2 separate regions of the Homo sapiens genome follow, and region 1 is linked to region 2. Evidence: chromatin loops called from intact Hi-C (ENCODE). Cell type or tissue: endothelial cell of umbilical vein. All regions are shown on one strand. Links, peaks and the distances in the headings refer to the core of each region. The heading gives the core; the rest is flanking DNA.

What was found. Hi-C counts contacts between places; a loop is a spot of excess contacts. Peaks named below come from ENCODE experiments on the same cell type or tissue, not always from the same donor. Only the 100,000 strongest peaks of a DNase experiment are listed, where the experiment ranks them.
Region 1: a loop joins it to region 2, with 5 times the contacts of the local background. A loop is called at or near these places in 2 of 110 quality-filtered maps.

The regions. Positions count from the first base shown.
Region 1 is chr5:128,769,545-128,779,063 of GRCh38, reverse strand. The region is part of intron 4 of LOC105379168 (a long non-coding RNA gene); the gene reads right to left. Among named protein-coding and RNA genes, the nearest start is that of SLC27A6, 190 kb to the left of the region's middle. RefSeq lists a silencer at 4,271-4,350. In endothelial cell of umbilical vein, for the core only: no CTCF peak of the experiment used is centred there; a DNase peak (open chromatin) is centred at 5,493.
Region 2 is chr5:128,821,432-128,830,950 of GRCh38, reverse strand. All of the region lies in intron 4 of LOC105379168 (a long non-coding RNA gene), which reads right to left. Among named protein-coding and RNA genes, the nearest start is that of SLC27A6, 140 kb to the left of the region's middle. In endothelial cell of umbilical vein, for the core only: no CTCF peak of the experiment used is centred there; a DNase peak (open chromatin) is centred at 4,910; H3K27ac peaks cover 1,164 bases.

The DNA of each region.
Region 1 (9,519 bases), core at 3,523-7,522, 53 kb after region 2:
TACATAAATAAGAATAAGAGTAAATCTACAGTTTAATGATTACACACACAGGTTATGACATACAGGAGGCCATAATCCCCTAATAAACCCTAATGGGGTTCTCCATTTTTTTAAAGAAAATGTTTCATATTGTATTTTGGGGAAGGGAAACCCAGTGAATTAAAATCAGCTCTCAGAGATCTTTTGCTAACTCTGAACCATTTGTTGCTCCTGCCCTCTGTTAGCCTCTAGAAGAGCTTTAGCGGCTCCAAGGGAAGTTTATTCAACTGCTTCTCATCACATCCACCCACACAGATTTACATGCAAAGAGCTCAGGATGTTCAAAAATGTGGACATTGAAAACAGAAAGAAAGAAAGAGGAGGGGAAAAGAGCGAGAAAAACATTTTTGAAATGTGTCCCTTCCAACCCATTTGTAATAACTGCAGCCCTTTAACCAGGTCATTTTATTGAAATCATTAGCTGTTACTAAGAAGTTTTGTCGTCATCATCGGAATATGCTGAGCTCACCAGGACACCTCATGCTTTTCAAAGCAAAGAAAGAGGCAGGAAATAACTGCTATTCCTTTTTTTTTTCCTGAAATACGATGATAAATTAAGGTGACTGTAGGAACAAAAGGGGTCTCCAGTGAGGTCAGTCTCTTAGAACTCATTGTAGTGGTACTTCTTTGTTGCTGTTGCCCACCTTAGAGGGATTCTAGGCACCATTTGTTTGCATCTCCATTTATATCTGAGCCTAATCTTAAATCTACTACTCTCCTATTTCAGCATTTTGGCATGATGGGTTTTTTCAGGGTTGGCCTGGGTCTGCTTGTTCGTTCATTCCTGGGAGAAGAAAAAAAACTTAAAACGTATAAAATTTAACAGAAAACCCATACAATTAGAAGATGCTGGATCAGGATCTTCTATCTTTGTGGTGCTTGTCTTGCCCATAGATTTCTTTTGAGAGGGACTGCCACCTCCACTGTCCCTGCCAAAGGAAGCATATCATAAAATATCTTAGATAAAAGTGGTTGTGCTCTAATTATGTTTGTAGGCCCTCTGGTAAGAGACACTGGCTAGGGAGAGTTTATAATGGAGCAATAATCTATCTAAAGGCAGACAAGCAGCTTGTGAGGCAGCCTAGCATTGGAGTGTCACTCAACAGCTACTACAGGAATCTCTCAGGAATTAGAATTGAGAACTCTGAGAAAGAGTCAGTGAGTAGGGAAATTCAGGAGTCAACTAGGAAACTGAAAGAGGAAGAATAAACATAAAGTAGAGATGAAAAGAATGGCTGATTCTCATTGGCTAATAAGAGAGCCAAAATAATAACAACTTATTGAAAAAGCAGCACTGGATTCCTGAATGGCCTTCCATTTCTTAAAGTGTTTTCTGGACATCAGTCCTCCTCTTCCTCTAAAAGGCACCCAGGCTGGTGTCCAACATTAGCCAAATTTAAGTACCTAAAAGCAGGTTTACCCAGATTTCTGTGAGGCCCAAACACCATGACTGAGAAACCTATTTTTCTCATTTTCCCGTAAATCTGTATAATAAAACTCCCCTTACTTGAAGTACTTTGAGTAGTTTCTGTTATTTGCAACCGAAGAATGTAACATCAGGGGTCAGTAACAATATTATCATTTAAATCTGGGGGATTTTATAAACTCATGTAAAGTGAAATTGATAACTAAGGACCTTGTCCACATAACTATGGGACAACTAAAATTTTAACAATGTATTTATGTATCTAATGTGTCAGTTTCCCTTTCACTTTTGATGATTCATCCAGTTGCTCTTACTAGAAAGTAAGGTGTTGTCTTTGATCTCTCATTTCCTCTCACTTCAGAGAGCCACCAAAACCTGATGATTCTGCCTTCCAATTACATCTGAAATCTATTCACCACCCCTCAAACCCTACAGCTTCTTTGCGCTGTCCCATTTCAAGGCATCTGTGTTCCTGATTTCAGTCTGTGGAAAATACCTTCTGACCACCAGGATGTTTCTTACTGAAATTCTTGCTACTTTCCAATACATTCATTTAAGCCAGTTCTATGTTCAAAACTCTTCAATGTCATCTCATTTCTCTTAGGATAAGGGCAAAATCTCTTAAAGACTAAAATCTGGCCCCTGTGTATCACTCCAGCCTTTGACTACAAACTGCCTTATTTCTGTTCCCCAATTATATACTGTTCTCTTTCTCGCTCAAAGTATTTTTCCCATCCTATCACCTCAGCTGAAACAGTTTCTCCCACCCCACTGCCTCCACTCACACTCCGTTCACCTGGCTTAATTCTTAGTTGTAATGGCAATGTAAGATTCCCTGTTTAAAATTCACTTCTTCAGATAAACTTGCCCTGACACTGCCTTATAGATCAGGCTCTCTTGTGTAATTTCAATCATCCCATATCATACATCCGTAACACTTACATTTGTGATGACTCCAAATGATTTAGTCTTTTAGGGTTACCCTTTTTTCACATGTATTACATAACTAGAATTTAGTTCCTAACTTTCAAAATTGTGTAAAAATTTTGAGATATAATCCTCTAAAAATCTCAAATATGTTTGGCATGTTTGAATGTAAAATATAGGCTAAGTAACACTCCCAAAATTGACTTTGTGGATCTTGAGGGCCTCAATAATCTTTCCTTTAATAATGAATAATATGATTTTATAGGTTTTTAAATTCTATATATTTATAAGAGTTGCAAAATTTACATTCTTTGAATTTTGTCATAACACCATGCATGTGAGACTTAGTCAAGGAGTTGGGGAGAATTTCAAATATTCAGAAATTTTAAGTGTCTGAGATTAATTTTCCATTTCTGGTAGACATGTAGTAAATATATATATATATAGAAAATGCCACCCCAATGATGGGCAAATCTCATGTCCTCATTAGTAAGACTTTCCCTAAGAATTTTGAGACAAAATAAAAGATTATTGGAGGGGCAACAACTATTTGAAGGGAAGTCAAGAAAGGCTCTTTCTGAGGCAAAAAAAAGAGCAATATCTAATTAAAAGCACAGAGGGGTATACACTTCTCAAGGGCACTGAGATTGGTGTCCAACATGAGCAATGTTTTAAGTACCTAAAGAGGAGGTACCATCCTTCGGTTTAACTGAGTCCAAAAGAAAGCTGGGTCCATAAAAGTGCCAACTCAGATGGGTCTTTTCAAAGGCAGTTGAAGTCTAACACAATGATAATGGACTGCCAAGTGGGAGACAAATGTCATGTGCATTAAGGCAGAAAAAAGTTCCAAGTAGATGCCTGAAGGCTGTTACTATAATTGGACGCTGAGTGGGAAAAGTAAGATTCACATTTCAATGGTAAGATCCTTTTCCTTTACTCTGTATGATGTGTTCTGGAATTTCTGACTGGCTAATTTTCCTCGTGAGTATTTCCCAGCATCTTGCCGTGTTGTTAGATGTCTCATGCTGTCTCCTTTTCTCTCTTGGGTCCCTAAACTGCTCTTTCCCCATCTGCCCCACAAAATTTGAAATTGTTCTAACTTTAATATGTCAGGGAAGTTATTTCTAATTTTGGATCTACCTAGTTCATCTTAGCTATGTCATATGAATCCCCTGTTTGATCCCCAGAAAAAACATCAGGACAATTTCCTAAATAACAACAGTTATCTTCCAAAGAGTAACAAGCTTTCTATCAACACTTCTTTGTCCTTGTTGCTATAGTTATATTATTCTTTGTTTCTTTAATGTCTCTTTTCTCAGCTAGACTATATAAACTCTGTGTGGGCAAAGGCCATGTCTGTTTTCTTCTTTTCTGAATCATTTAAAGTGATGAGAAGAAAATAAAAGCCCAATATATATTTCTTTGAATAAATTAATATGCATTGATACATCTTAGCACAGATTGAAAGGTAATGCTGATACTTTCCTGCACACCCTACCACCCCCAAAATGATCTGTCTTTTAGGATTTAAGTACTAATCACAATGACAATCCTCCTTTTGCTTGTAGAGTATGTTGGGATGATGCTTAGGACTAGACTGAAAATGGGAAAATGGCTAGTCAGCAGACCTGGATCTGGCTCCGTGAAATTCCCTATGGCCTCACTCACTGCCTGCACCCTGGAGCAGAGTTAAAGGAATCACAATGGTAGTAGAGAAGCTAGATAAACTGAGAAGAATCTCATAATTAAGCAGAAGATGCTCGCAGGGATGTAATGAACACTAATGTACTTACGAATGCAATGCATAATATCAGCTGTCCTATAGTCAGGACTAGCGGTCAGGATTGCCAAACCTCACAGCACTCCGTCATCGGTCAGCTTATCAACCAAAACCACAAACCACTACAAATGTGAATTCTCAGTAGCACTGTACATACGAGGAAACAAAGCTCAGCTATTATAAAACTTATCAAAGATCTAGCTGATAACCAGGAGACCCAGAATCTGAGCCCAGGTAGGTCTGATCCTTTTCCTTCTTTCTCATGCTCTCAATGACGTTTCCACTATGGTCAGAAAATATGGAAACTTTTTTTTTTTAACAACATCCTTTTGACCAAGGGAAATACCACCAAGTATTTCCTTCAAATTAGTCTCTGCAGTTTATTGTAAAGAGCTTTCTGATCCAAAAGTTTGTTCACAATCAAATGAGTGGACAAAATTGTTTGCTAAACTAACATGTGTCCTTGTTGCTTATTATCATGTTTTGCAAACACACTGCAGCTCCCTTGAGAAGGTTTCTTTTTAATATTATTATTTTTAAATGGTACATTGTAATTATATATATTTATGGAATATAATTTTGTGTTCTCACCACAAAGAATTGATAAATGCATGAGGTGATGGACAATGTACACACCCTGATTTGACCATTACACAACATATACATGTATTGAAACATCAGATTTTACCCTGAGAAGCCTTCTCATCAAGTGTCTTCTCAACATTGAGGATACCATGAGTTTAGATGAATAAGCATTTTTTTAATCAGAGAAACAAAAATGATGAAATGATTTATTTAAGTTTGATGTAAACACTTGAAATGGAGGGTTGAAACCATTCTATAAATAACTTTAAAATAGATAAAACCTTATTTTCCTCAATTATCTAAATATTTAGGTTAAAGTGGGGTTTTAAAAAATTTATTTACTATATCTAGAGATTTTCCCATCTGCCCATTTTATTCATCGGAACTGAGGATGCTTCTTAAAAGTAAACATTCCTAATGAACATGCTTTTAAAGAACAAGTGACTAAAGTATAAAAAGTTTTGTGGCTAGTGTGTTATTTTATCTGCTTGCTTCCAGACTATCACACATATTTCTTCCACATTAAAATTTATCTCTCAGGTATATTAATTCTGCCCAGGTTCTCTAAGCATATCATCTATCCTGTTTCAAGTGTCACGGATATAATGACAGAAAATGTCCAGTATTGGCAATTACAGCTTAGGTACAAATATGAATAACACGTTACTTCCAACCAGCCAGATCCTTGTATTTCATTTCACGTAGGCAGTATTTCCTCTCTTCTGTTTTCACTGGACACTTGCCTGCTTTCACAGTACCATGCACCACACATCCTGTTTATTAGTTTAAAAGAGTTTAACAAGGGGACTTATTTTATGTTTTTCTCTGTCCACCAAAGTGCAATTTACTACTCTTATAAAAAGTGGCTTCCCCAGTGTATTTGCACTGTGCTTCATTGCGACTCCTTCTGTAATATTCTATGTGATGTTCAAAGTCACTCTACTTACCATCATTCATACTTACTTTCCTTTCATAAATATTGCCCAGTGGCAATTTAATTACCAATTTGATTTAAAGCTTAAAAACTTGTTCCGTTCGCTTTTTCAAAATGATTTTAGATTTTATGTTTTATTGATTATGTTCTTTAAAAGAACACACTTGTATCAAATTCTATAGCAATGTACAAATTTGTCTCCACTGTAAGGACTCTTACTTTGCACTTCTGATGCTTAGCGAAGTAGAGGGAACCCATCTTGCTTTAATGTAATTTCAACATAGTCCCTAGCCTGGCTGCTTGAATGAACTACATACTATTACACTGATGTTCTGTTTACAGAAAAGGTCTTATTATTTAGCATTTATGTGAACTGCTCCCCTAGTTCCCTTAGAGACTCATCAATCCAAACTACAAATATGTCCTATTATATTTCCTGATGTTACCTTTACCGAGTCTCTTTCTCATGGTCCTGGCATACCTTGGTGTAAAGTAAAAATCACAGAACTAGAAGTGCCAGCCCATGTGATATGGCATCTGGCTAATGCACTTCCCTAGGGCTTAAGAGACTATATTTTTAAAGTTATATTTTTTTCCCTCCTGGAGCCAATTACACTCTCTAAATAGAAGTACGCAGGGACACATTGAGAGCACTGTTGAATTCTTCATCCAAGTGTCTTCATCCTTTCAAATGTTTTACAACAGTGATTCCTGGCCCAAGGCCATGTCCCCCAAAAGCAAATCATCCCTCTTAATCAAAATAAAAAAGTCCTGTCTTCAGACTCATCAACTTCCCCACTTCATACTAGAAGAATAGCTTCATTTGGCTCACCACATGGAATGTTTTTTCCTGGCTACAAATATCATGAACACTAAATTCAACTACATAATGAACCATATGATGTGAACACTGCTACAGCTCCATGTAGGTCAGTGGGACGAAGCACAAATGGAATAATCAAAACCACAATCAGTATGCAGTTCTCGTTTGGGCTTGCTAAGGAGGCAGTGGTGGAGGCTGTGAATACTGTTAAGAGTGAAGCATGCTTATTCCTTGCTATAAATGAGCAAGGAAGAATGATATACTCAGTTTACCTCAGGTGCAAAGGATACAAAGCAAAGTAAAGAAGCAACCAGTTATTAGCAGAGAACTCCCATGACAAATGTCCTGTTGGACCACTGGTTTCTGTCTCAGGCCCTCGTTTTTGGTGGAATCAGCTTTTACCAGGAAGGCACAGTTGAAATTAACACATCATGGTGACTATGGCTATGAGCTGCCTGTGACTGCTTTTGTCAGAAGGGAGCATTGCAACAGAGAGCGGCATGGTGTAGTAGCTGAACAAATGTAATTAGTCTGCTTGGGTTCAAATCTTACCTTTACTTCTTAGTACCTGTGTGGTTTGGGGGAAAATACCTAACTGTTGAAAAATCCATCTTCCTTTCTGTATAGAAACAGAAGTAAAATACTACTACTCCCCTCAAGGTGTTCTTGTGAAGGTATCCATATAAGACAATTAAGTAGTTGGTTTTCAGTAAGCAGACAGGTTTCAATTATTGTTATTTCAATGATTGTTGTTGTTCACGAAGAGCCTATTCCTATGCAGGTATAGAAACCACCTCAGTTAGTGTGACCAGTCATCTTGGTTTGCCACAAAGGTTTCCTGGGCATGGGATTTATGGTGTTAAATCCAGGGAAGCCCTTGGCAAATAAGAATGAGTTGGTCAACTTAATTATTACTCAAACTATTATGAAAGTTACAGGCCTTTTTGCTTCTTTATAATTCAAGTACAATCTCTATGACTTGTATTCTTTGTACTATTGAGCAAAAAGGAGTTGGGAAGGTAATTACTAACAAATACTACAATCTGGGAGGTAGAAACGATTCACAGAAGAGAATAAAAACTCCATGAAGGTAGAGAGTCCTTTCTCAATAGAGAGGACTCTTTAAGAAAGAGATAGTGACTGATATTTTTCCCCTGCTTATTAGTTAGTGGTTTATTTTGTTTTGTTTTTTGTTTTTTTACAAATGTCCTTTTGTTTCATTGTTAACAAAGTGGTTGCTAAAACAGTCTCTTCTGGATGAAAGCAGAAATTAGATGCTGATGGGACTGCTATTACTCTCTGCTACTCAGCCATCTGCAGGGAAAACTATTTCCTGAATATCTTTCTCCTATGGGTGGTCATAGGAATAAAAGAACAAACAATATTAGCTGCTCTGGAATGGAAGGTGGGAGTGAGAAGAGGAAGTGCTGTGAAAAACATTTGTCTAAGGCCGATCTTTAGGGGAAAGTATGGGACTTCCTTTTTTTTCTTTTGTTTTGTTTTTGTTTCCTATTACTATGTTTCATACATTATTAAAGCACTTGTGTTTAGGCTTACAATATAAAGATTGTTCATTTTCTATGTTCATCAGAATGAAAGATATACTGGTTTCTGTCTCTCAGGTCAGCCGTCAGCAGCTGGAGAGGCCCTTGAGTCCCCTACCTTCATCCCTGATGTCACCTGTGATATAAACCACAAGTTACCTCTTAATGGCTTGTGAACAGAACTCACTTACAAAGCTGGAAGGTAATTTAGTTCTTTCTTGCAGATGGCGAAATGCCGTTTTACATACCTAAGCAACTCTACTTCCCATATCATTATTTGAGATGTCAACATGTTAAAACTGAAAAGAACTCTGACAACGAATCATCTTTCTTGATGAGCATGTGATTTTTTTTATTTTAAAAATATTTAGCAATAAGCCAATCATAGTGATGCACCTGTAGTTCCAGCTACTTGGGAGACTGAGGCCGGAGAATAACTTGAGCCCAGGAGTCTGAGTCCAGCCTGGGCAACGTAGCGAGACCCTGTCTCTTTTTTAAAAATCAGCAAGTAATTTATAGTAATAATTATACACTGATAAGATAGCAGACACCAGGCTAATTGGTTTACATTTATTATCTAATTTATTCTTCACAGCTATGCAGAAGGTATTATAAGCTCTTCCAGACAGATTAAAAACTGAGGACTCATAAAGGTAAGGTAACTTGTCCAGGTCTCACTGGTAAAAATTAGCAGAATCTGGCTTTGAACCCAAATTTGACTGACTGTAACACCCATAATCTTACCCACATATTACATCTTCCTGATACTTTAAAACATCCATACTAGACACAATAAGGGACACAACAGGAATAAAACACAGTGTCTGTCCTCTACAAGGGTAAAATACCCTCTCCCTTTCCTGGGCAAAGGCTCCCACTCTAAGAGCCTCTCCCAGCCTGGGGTGGAGCATACAGCTCCCCTCCTCTCTGGTTTCTACCTTAATCTTTCTCTGCCTCCACCCCAACCCCATGTACTGTCTATTCTCCTCTCTTTTTTCCTTTCTCTTGTTTGTAATTGCCCTAAATGGCTCAACAGAAAGAGCCTCAATAATTTCTTAAAACATGGGCTCAAATTGTGAATATCAGAAAGTTAGTTCCCTTTTCTTCATATCCCTTTTCCTCTCACACATGCCAAGGCCCTTCCCTTTTCATCTCACCCCACCCCATTTAACATTATCAGGTATAAACCAAATGTCACCTTTCTGAAAATGTCCCAAGTCTACCAAAGCAGAAAAAAACTCTTCTTCTACTGGGAGTTAATATCTTTTTGAGAAGAATTTCATCACAGCATGTATCACTTTTTATTGTAATTATTGGCTGATGTGCCTCTGTCTTTAAGGGAATGTGAGTTTCTTAAGGAAGGAACCATGCCTCAGTTAACTCTGTCGGCACCGCCTGCCAAGGAAAAGCTAGGGGCTCTGCTTCTTTATTGCTGTTTCCTGGTTCCTTATGATTGGGCTC
Region 2 (9,519 bases), core at 2,783-6,782:
TGATTTATAGATTTCATCGTTCTGTTACATTTCATTTCCAGTACCATCATTGTGCTCTATATTTTCTGCAACTCAGAATACTGTTGTTTAACTGATTAGAGATATTTTTAAACCTGAGATAATGTCTTTCTAGTTAAGAGCTATATTCCTGGGGTTTCTTTTTCGCAATAATTTCTCAATCCTGCAAGGACAAGGGAGTAAATCACTCACAGAGATGATTTACAGTTGAAGTGATGATTTAATAACCCATCTCTCTCTAATACAGTGCCTCGAGGGGCTCCTTGGCACCTGAAAGAATTTTAGCACCTCTAAAACTGACCATTTCCATCCAGCAGACACACAGAATCTGTGAAGATTTATGTTAGAATGTTTAGTGTCACCCACTATTCCGCAATATGAAGGCCTATGTTAGACTTTGACTACCATGTTAAATGTGGTCCCATCGACCATGATCTTTCCCAAAATAATGTTGCAGTATTTTTATAATAGCAATCAATAAAAATCACAGGATATCATAGATGTCTGTATTTATTATGATAATTTTCTAACATGTCAGTCAAAGGTCATTTTCTAACATCATACAATACCAAAAAACTACTGTATTTTTATGGTACTATGACAATGGCCAAATGATGGAATTCAAGTATTTAAGGTAGGTGAGCCCTTTGCCAATTTGCACTTTATGCTCATTAGAAGTAAGCTGCAAATTTGGTTCTGAATTTGTAGCCATACACGCTTGGGGCATTTCTGCTTCCATCCCCCTTGTCCGGTATAGCCCAATCCCACAAACCCCTTCAACCTGCCAAGATCAAGTCCACTTCTTGATGTTCACATTTACTGTTCACTCCCCTGGGATTGCTGGGGTTTCCCAGGTATTTGTCTGGCTCCTTCTTCTTGTTCATCTCAGCTCAATTGTCAATGCCTCAAACCTATCAAAAGCAGTCCATGTTTGTACCACTACTCTGCTTTGGTTTTCCTTAGTATTCTCATTATAACTCTCTAAAATTATTTTCTCGTTTATTTTTTAATTATCTGTTTCTCCCATCCTCACTAGGATTTAAACTCCATGAAAACAAAGAAATTGTCTATTTTTTGCTATAACCCCAGCACCAGGAATAATGCTTGGCACATAGCCAGTGGTTTATTTTGTTAAACAAACACATGAATGGATATTTATGGAGAATTTCTCTTAAGGATAAGCCGTCAGTAACTAAACTATAACCTCAGTTTCAGTGAGACCACCAATAATCTGTGTTCTCAGATGATATTTTAGGATTCTTTTCTGGAACTTTGCTCTGAAGGAACTTAATGGACCTACATTAAGGAACAGCATTGCAACCTCCCTGTGAAGGCCCTTGCTATATTCTTAACATGACTGAGATTGAAGATATTTTTCTCAAAATTAACATGTTCTCTCTATAAAGACACACCAAAAAATATTCTCATAGCTCTCTGTATCAGGAAAAGAGATAACTTCTCAACAGGTGCTTGTTTTCCTTCCTTTCTTCCTTCCTTCCCTCCTTCCTTCCTTCCTTCCTTCCCTCCCTCCCTCCCTCCTTCCTTCCTTCCTTTCTTCTTTCTTTCTTTTCTCTTTCTTTTTGGCAGAGTTTTGCTCTTGTTGCCCAGGCTGGAGTGCAACGGCAGGATCTCGGCTCACTGCCACCTCTGCCTTCTGGGTTCAAGCAATTCTCCTGCTTCAGCCTCCCGAGTAGCTGGGATTACAGGCGCCTGCCACCATGCCTGACTATTTTTTTTTTTTTTTTTTTTGTATTTTTAGTAGAGACGGGGTTTTGCTATGTTGGCCAGGCTGGTCTCCAACTCCTGACCTCAGGTGATCCGCCCGCCTCAGCCTCCCAAAGTGCTGGGATTACAGACATAGCCACCATGTTTTTCTTTCTTGATGTCAAAACTCATATGATTAATTCAGTGTTTCTTTTTTATTAGTTTGCTAGGAAATTCAGATCCAAATTTGCAGCTCACCTGTAATGAGCATACAGCATGCATTCTGTGTATTAAACTCAATTTTGTTTCCCTGTCCTTATTTTCTGTTCAATTTCCATTCAATTTCTACCTAATTTCCTCTCCAAGTTCTTATTTATTTGCTTTATCCTATTGTTTGATTCTTTGTAATCATATTGTTTGGAACAGGCAAGGTGGAAATGCATTTTAAAGTGAGATTGTATTCCAAAAAGCACTATGTTATTTTTGGATCTTATATATTGAGAATGTAGGTGGAGCCTTGAGTGACACAGAGCCCTTTAGGATATAAGCAGGTGTTCTGTAAGATAAATTGGAGAACTTCCCTTTCTAGTGACTTGTTTTTTGGCCCAAGTATTTAAGATGCTCCATATGCTGGACAAAAATCGTCTTCCAAAAGAAAAAAAAAAACCATAAAAGTTACTTTTTGGACATTCAAGGAGGTGAAAGAAAAATCCAGACTGCTTTGAAGGAGGCTTCCTGCACTGCCTGCAGTGCAGAAGGGTATAAACACAACCCCAGATGCCAGATGTTTTAGCATAGCAATGTGAAGAAATACTCTCCTTTCTTTATTTACACTTTACAGCAAATATTTTACAAAGAGAAAGCAAAGAATGTTGATGTTCCACCAGTAAAGCTTCAAGCATAACAAGGTCCCAAAGGCCAAAATATTAGCCTTCCCTAAAGTGTCCTTTAGTGTGTAGTGATAAACATCAGGCATTCTATTTTCTAGTATTCAGAAACGATGATTATTAGGAAGAAAGAAAAGCTTGCAACACTGATCAATTTCTCTTTTTTTCAATGTTGCCAGGATGTAATTACAGTTGTCATCATTGTTTTGTGTGTGTGTTTTATTTTAACCAGGGGAAAGAATTTGTAAGTTTACATACACACAAACACACACACACACACACACACACACGGGGGAAGGGAGAAGGTAACCACTTTTCCTGCTAGCCAATTGCTTAAACTTTCTTTGAATGGCATTTTTTGATTATAGAATCACTTTCCAATCTAGCCATATACTTGATGATGAGAAAATACTCTTAGTGGCGATCTCACTGTTCTGAAAACTAACACATTTAAAGGAATTTCCTTCTTTTTTTTTTTTTTTTTAAGATGGAGTTTCCCTCTTGCTGCCCAGGCTGGAGTGCAGCGGCTGATCTCAGCTCACTGCAACCTCTACCTCCTGGGTTCAAGCGATTCTCCTGCGTAGCTGGGATTACAGGTGCCCACCACCACGCCCAGCTATTTTTTTGTATTTTTAGGAGAGATGGGGTTTCGCCATGTTGGGCAGGCTGGTCTCAAACTGAACTCGGGTGATCTGCCTGCCTTGGCCTCCCAAAGTTCTGGGATTACAGACATAAGCCACCTCGCCCGGCCAGCAATTTCTTAAAAGTGGCCATTTGGATATTGTTACCAACCTAACGTTCTTATTTCTTACTTTAGTTAGTAAATCAAAAGAAGAGACAGTAAATCATACACTTAATAAAACATCAAAGACAGACCCTGCTGGGAGTGACTACCAGTACCAATTCTATCATATCTGTCAGGAAAGGCCTGATGCCTGGATAGGAAACTCAAATAGGCTGGGGAGAGACTGAGAGAAGGAGGGGACTTCATAAATCACACCACAGTGATTTATCCCAACATGCTCTCAGCAAGCAAGGGAAGTTGATACAAGTATATTCTACACACAGTTCACAGCAAAGATGGTTATATTATTTTGTCCTTTAGAATGGAAGATCGTATTAAATTAAATTTCAGAGACCCTGCAGCCCATTACACTTAAAGAATTGCCTTTTTTCTTCCTAAAGCAAAATTTAGGGAATTCGGTTCAATAAAAGACCAAGGAAAAAGTAAGGCGCTAGAATCTTGCCAACCACCTTATCAAACCAGGACCTTTGAATAAAAGATCAAAGAAATTGAGCATTCACAGGAATCTTCCCTAATCCAAACAGATGGAAAGATTAGAAGAGATCCTAAATTACACCAAAGTTTTGTCACTGCCCTCCAGGTGAGAAGATAATCTCGATCTTATCTAATGAATAATGAAGGGCATAGCAGGAGACTGGGGTCCTGACCTCCTGAAAGATTACAGAAATATGTAACAGGCCTAATAAGAAGTCTCATATGGAGAACTAAAGCTAATGAAAACAATTGGAACCAAGAGGAAGTTAGAATGCACTTTTGAGATTATTGGAATATTGACTTTACATTTTTTGGAGGGGTAAATATGACCATATAGCAAACTGAGATTAACCTTTTTCTATTTCTGACTTTTTCGGTATGTCTTTGAAATTTTGTGTGCTTCTAGATGAACACATCATGTTATACTGTCTTTTATGCATGAATCTGCTATTATTGAAGCAGCCTACCATCATTAGGAATGAACACCTTCCCCTGTCTTCTTAACTATCACTTACCCCCATAACTCACTACTGTTCCTTCCAAAATCATGCCTTTGCAAGCTGGCAAGCCAAGTATGACTTAGCTAAACATGCACTAAAGCGGTTAACAGACCCAAATGGGATCAAACCCAGCATCTTGGCTTTATTCCACCAGATGCTAAGAAACACATTAAGACACCATATGGTGGATGAATACATAACCACAGGATTGCATTTAGCATCTTTACATTTTTATTTAGTTTTTGATTTAGAGGTTAGACAGTCCTTGTTTCAACACCATTAAGTTTAGGGTGAGATTACAGTAATAACTAAATTTAATGAACCTTTAAATAGCATAGTAATCAATTTGCACCAAGTTCAAATATCAGGGGTTACTGACTTTGCCTATGACAATGTCTTTAGTATCACCTCCTAAATAACATCAAACAAGGGGGAAGAAAACATGAATTCTAAATCTGATTCCACAGTTATTTTACTTTGTACAATGGCTGGTTCCTTCTGGGTCTACTGCCAGCACTGTGTCATGGACTTTAAATGACTCATCTCCTTTAATTGTCATAACAGCAGTCCTATGAGGTAGATATTATTATTTTCATTTTACAAATGTGGAAATGAGGCAGAGATATGAAGTAACTCACCCGAAATCATGCAACTAGGAAGTAGCCCAAACTCTTACCCACTGTACTCATTGGCTTTGATTAATTCATCTATGCCATCCACACCTCTATTCTCCAAATATTTATTCCCCATGAATGTTCATAGTTTAATTAATGAGCAATTAGCTTAGCAATTGGCACAATAATTATGTTACCATTCATTAACATTTTATTCAACAAATTTTTTTTGAACAAAAACATTTGTTCAAAAAAAATTTTTTTTGCATAGTCATCTCATCTAATTGGGCCAAAGTGCATTCTAAATAGACAATTTGTGCCAATGCATTCCAAGACATTTATCCTCTGCTGAATTGCTATGTTTTTGAACTATTTGTTTGATATTTTTTGAAAGTCCTGTTATTTTGCTGGAAAAAATAGACAACATTCAACGTTTATTCTTCAATGCTTTCTACATTTAGGAAAAAATGATTTATAGTGCATAATATATTCCTGTAAGTTATCCCTGACCTTTCTTAACTCATTTACTCTTTATAATGTGAATACATGTCTCCCAGTGAGCTATTTTTTTCCCTCATGGTCAGGAATTTTGGGAATAGGAATAAGTCAACTCTCTATCTCCTGCATGGATAAGTATTTACCTTTCTTTGCTTTTCTTGCTGGCAAAAGCTTCTATCTGTATTGTTTTTATCTTGATCAAACTTTTAACATTTTCTGAACTCTATTTACTTTCCTGCTAATTATCACAACTGGAGTGAATTTCCTTTTTTTAATACTAAATTAAAATGTCTACAGTTGCTTGACATAAAGGAGCATAACGCTTATATGGTAGGTATGCATTTTAGAATTGCATTTTTGCAGTTTGTGTTTAAAATTTGCTGGACAATATTGATTATTTCATTTTAAATTGGCAAATAAAATTGTACTATTGATTATGTACAATATGATGTTTTGAAGTATACATATATTGTAGAATAAAATTGCTCATTTTTTAGTTATGTTTCTTTGTGGATAATCCCATGGATTTATTCTTCAGGTGATTAATTAACCAATTAATTTTAATAAGGATCTAATTTTTATTTAAATTTAAATTTAAAGTAAGTTTTGCATGATAGCAATTGTTTCTATCATATTTTGGAGTTATATAAAAAAGCAAACAGAAACGGGTCCATTATTCTAGACTATGAAAAATATACCAGTGGTAATGGGTAATAGTGAGGTATTGGGAATAACTTTTTTAACTCTTACTTCTTTATTCTAAATTTCCTTAGAAAACATAACTATTTTGTAACAGATTAACTTTATACTGGGAAATGTATCCTTTTTAAGAAGAGATTTGGACATTTTGTTTTTATCTAGTGCTTCCCATCATATTGGCCTTATGCGATGCAGAAACACATACTCAGAGGTCCTTTATGCAATCCCTCTCTGCCACTGAGACCTTTCTTACCAAGCGCTTGTGTTACCAGAAAGGGTTCCCGATCCAGACCCATGGATAGAGTTCTTAGATCTCGCACAAGAAAGAATTCAGGGCGAGTCTGCTGTGCAAAGTGAAAGCCAGTTTATTAAGAAAGTAAAAGAATAAAAGAATGGCCACTCCATAGACAGAGCAGCCCTGAGGGCTGCTGGTTGCCTATTTTTATGGTTATTTTTTGATGATATGCTAAACAAGGGGTGGATTATTCATGCCTCCCCTTTTTAGACAATATTGGGTAACTTCCTGACATTGTACCATGGCATTTGTAAACTGTCATGGAGCCAGTGGGAGTGTAGTAGTGAGGACAACCAGAGGTCACTCTCATCGCCATTTTGATTTTGGTGGGTTTTGGCTGGCTCCTTTACTGGAACCTGTTTTATCAGCAAGGTCTTTATGACCTGCATTTTGTGCTGACCTCCTATCTCATCCTGTGACTTAGAATGCCTTAACCGTCTAGGAACACAGCCCAGTAGGTTTCAGCCTCATTTTACCCAGCTCCTATTTAAGATGGAGTTGCTCTGGCTCACACACCTCTGACACTTGTTCAGCCTAAGAGGCCATTGTTTAGAGATGGCTGCAGCAGAGGTGAAGCTCACAGAGCCGGCAGTGTTGACATTCTTGGGCCCAGGCCAAAATGGAGGGAAATATTTTTCTCTTCATCCAAAGCATCTTTAAAATCTTGACTCTGATCTGGGAGCTGAGACTCCTTGGAACTCAGGGATCGATTTGGCATCTGGGGCTGTGAGGAATTTTCTACTTTTTATAGAATTATCTTAATGCTTTAATAGAGAAGAAGCACTTTGTTTGTATTGGTAGAGTTTCAAACGCTTTTGTTTCATAGCCTCTTTATTGTGTTTGGATAGCAGTAACCCACTCCTTGGGGTCACTTACAGGGAACTTCAGCCCACTCTATTCAGAAATTATTAATATTGCCTTCATTTGAGAAGGTAAAGCACTTCACCATACTTTAATTGTTTCTCTGATTAGAATTAAAGAATCACAAAGCTTGAGGGATAATACCACCTTATTTTACAGTTAAGGTACCAGGGATCCAAAGTGGTTAAAGTGAGTCATTCAAAATCAGAATGAGGACCAGAAGCAACTCTCTGGAATGTCATGCAAGTCAAGTTGACCTGAATTGCTATCCCATTTCACCTTTCCTTAACCATTTGGCTTGGCTTATCTTGTGCCACCTCCTGTGGAAAGTGTTGTGAGATTAAATGTCATGTACATTACACTCCCAACCCCCACCTATCTGTAAACTCAGGCCTTCCCATGTCCTCTCAAAAATTCATATTGGGTTGTTTGTTCTGCTCTGTAAAAGAAAGAGGTTTGAATCCAAAATGAAGGGAATATATACATACTTAATTCTGATCATATCAACTCATACTCCCTCACCACAGTAAAAATTCTTCAATGTCTCCTTTTTATAAAAGTTGGGTAAAATCCAAGCTCCTGCAGGAGGAACTCCAGGATCTAGCCTCCATCTCTCTCCTAGGGCTTTCCCACTTTTCCGCTTCCTCTACACGCCTCATCTCCAGTCATGCCTCTGCACAGTCTCTGGTGGAAATAACTTCCCACTACAAAATCCATCTTCCAACACTCATCTCATCTCCCTTTCTCTGTGAATCTCTGAGTGCCCATTCACAAAGACGTAATTTTTAAAATTACCTAAATTCCTCAAGGCAAGGATCCTATTTTATTCACTTTTGTGTCCCAGCAGTTAATACCTAGGTTCCAGAACCAAGGCGAACAATATTAAATCTGTCTTTAGAATTGAGAGATATTATAGTTTAAAAGTTAAGAGCACAGACTTTAGGCTTAGATTCCTAGAGTTAAATCTCAGCTCCCCAACTTTCCAGTTTTTGTGGCCACAGGCAAGTAAATTAAGCTTTTTGTTCTTAGTGCCCTCATATGTTAAAAAGGAGTTATCATAACATCCACCTTATAGGGCTCTGTTGACAGTTAATATGTTTAAAACAATATGATATATGATGAGTGGTATTATTACTAATCTATTATCGTTATCATCATCTCCTCAACATAATTTATTAAACTCTAAATAACTACTACAGAGGGAAACATTTTTATATAGCATCAGGAAGCATAAGCAAATCAAATTCTCTAAAAAGATTGCATTCAACAAATATCCTGGCTTCCTGCTAATACAGAAGACACGAGGTTACGCTCAGGAAAATATAACTAAGAATACATCAAGAGGCTAATCTTCAATCTCACAATGCAATGGGAAACACAGACACATACACATAAAATAGTAACACTTGTGGAATGGAAACCAACCAAATGAGAACACGCAATGGCAGAGCTTGCTACAGCAAGGGAGTAGCCACCATCACTTGCATTTGGCAGACACTCCAAGGCAGGCAGAGGAGTGGGAAGCTTTACAACAAAAAAAAGGGAAAGCTTCTGGCATGCCCTGGTTGGAGGCTGTTGGCATGGGCAAGCTGTAGGCAGCTAACTAGAAACAGGGTATCCTATGTGATTGGCTAGGGGTGCATATTTGGCTTTCTGTGTTTCTTCTTAAGTTGGAAGTGGGAATAAAAATTAAGGAAGCTGTCAGTGTTTAAACAAGTTTTGGGTCTTTTAGGTTGAACTAGGGGTAGCAGTACGACTTCCTATAGTCTATCTTATAGATAGAGACCTGGCTACCTGTAGCTGAAGAATGGGTTGATTTCCTGCGCTGGTCACTGCAGGTTGTGGGCCTGTAGAAAATAAATGCTTCTAAACAAAAGACTGATTAAACAGGCAGCACAGTCACAGAGATTTAAAAGTACAGAAATAGATCTAAGTAATTATGCAAATTTTGTGTACTCTATATATTCAAATTAGTGGATAAAAGATAAATAATTCAGTAAATCATAGAGGGATAACAGTCCGACAATGCTGAAATAATAATACCAGATTATTATTTCAACCTGAATTTCAAATAAATTCCAAATAGATCAAAGTCTTAATGATAAAGGATAAAATTTCCAAAATAATAGAATATTGGAGTAATTTTGTTTTTATCTTAAAGTCT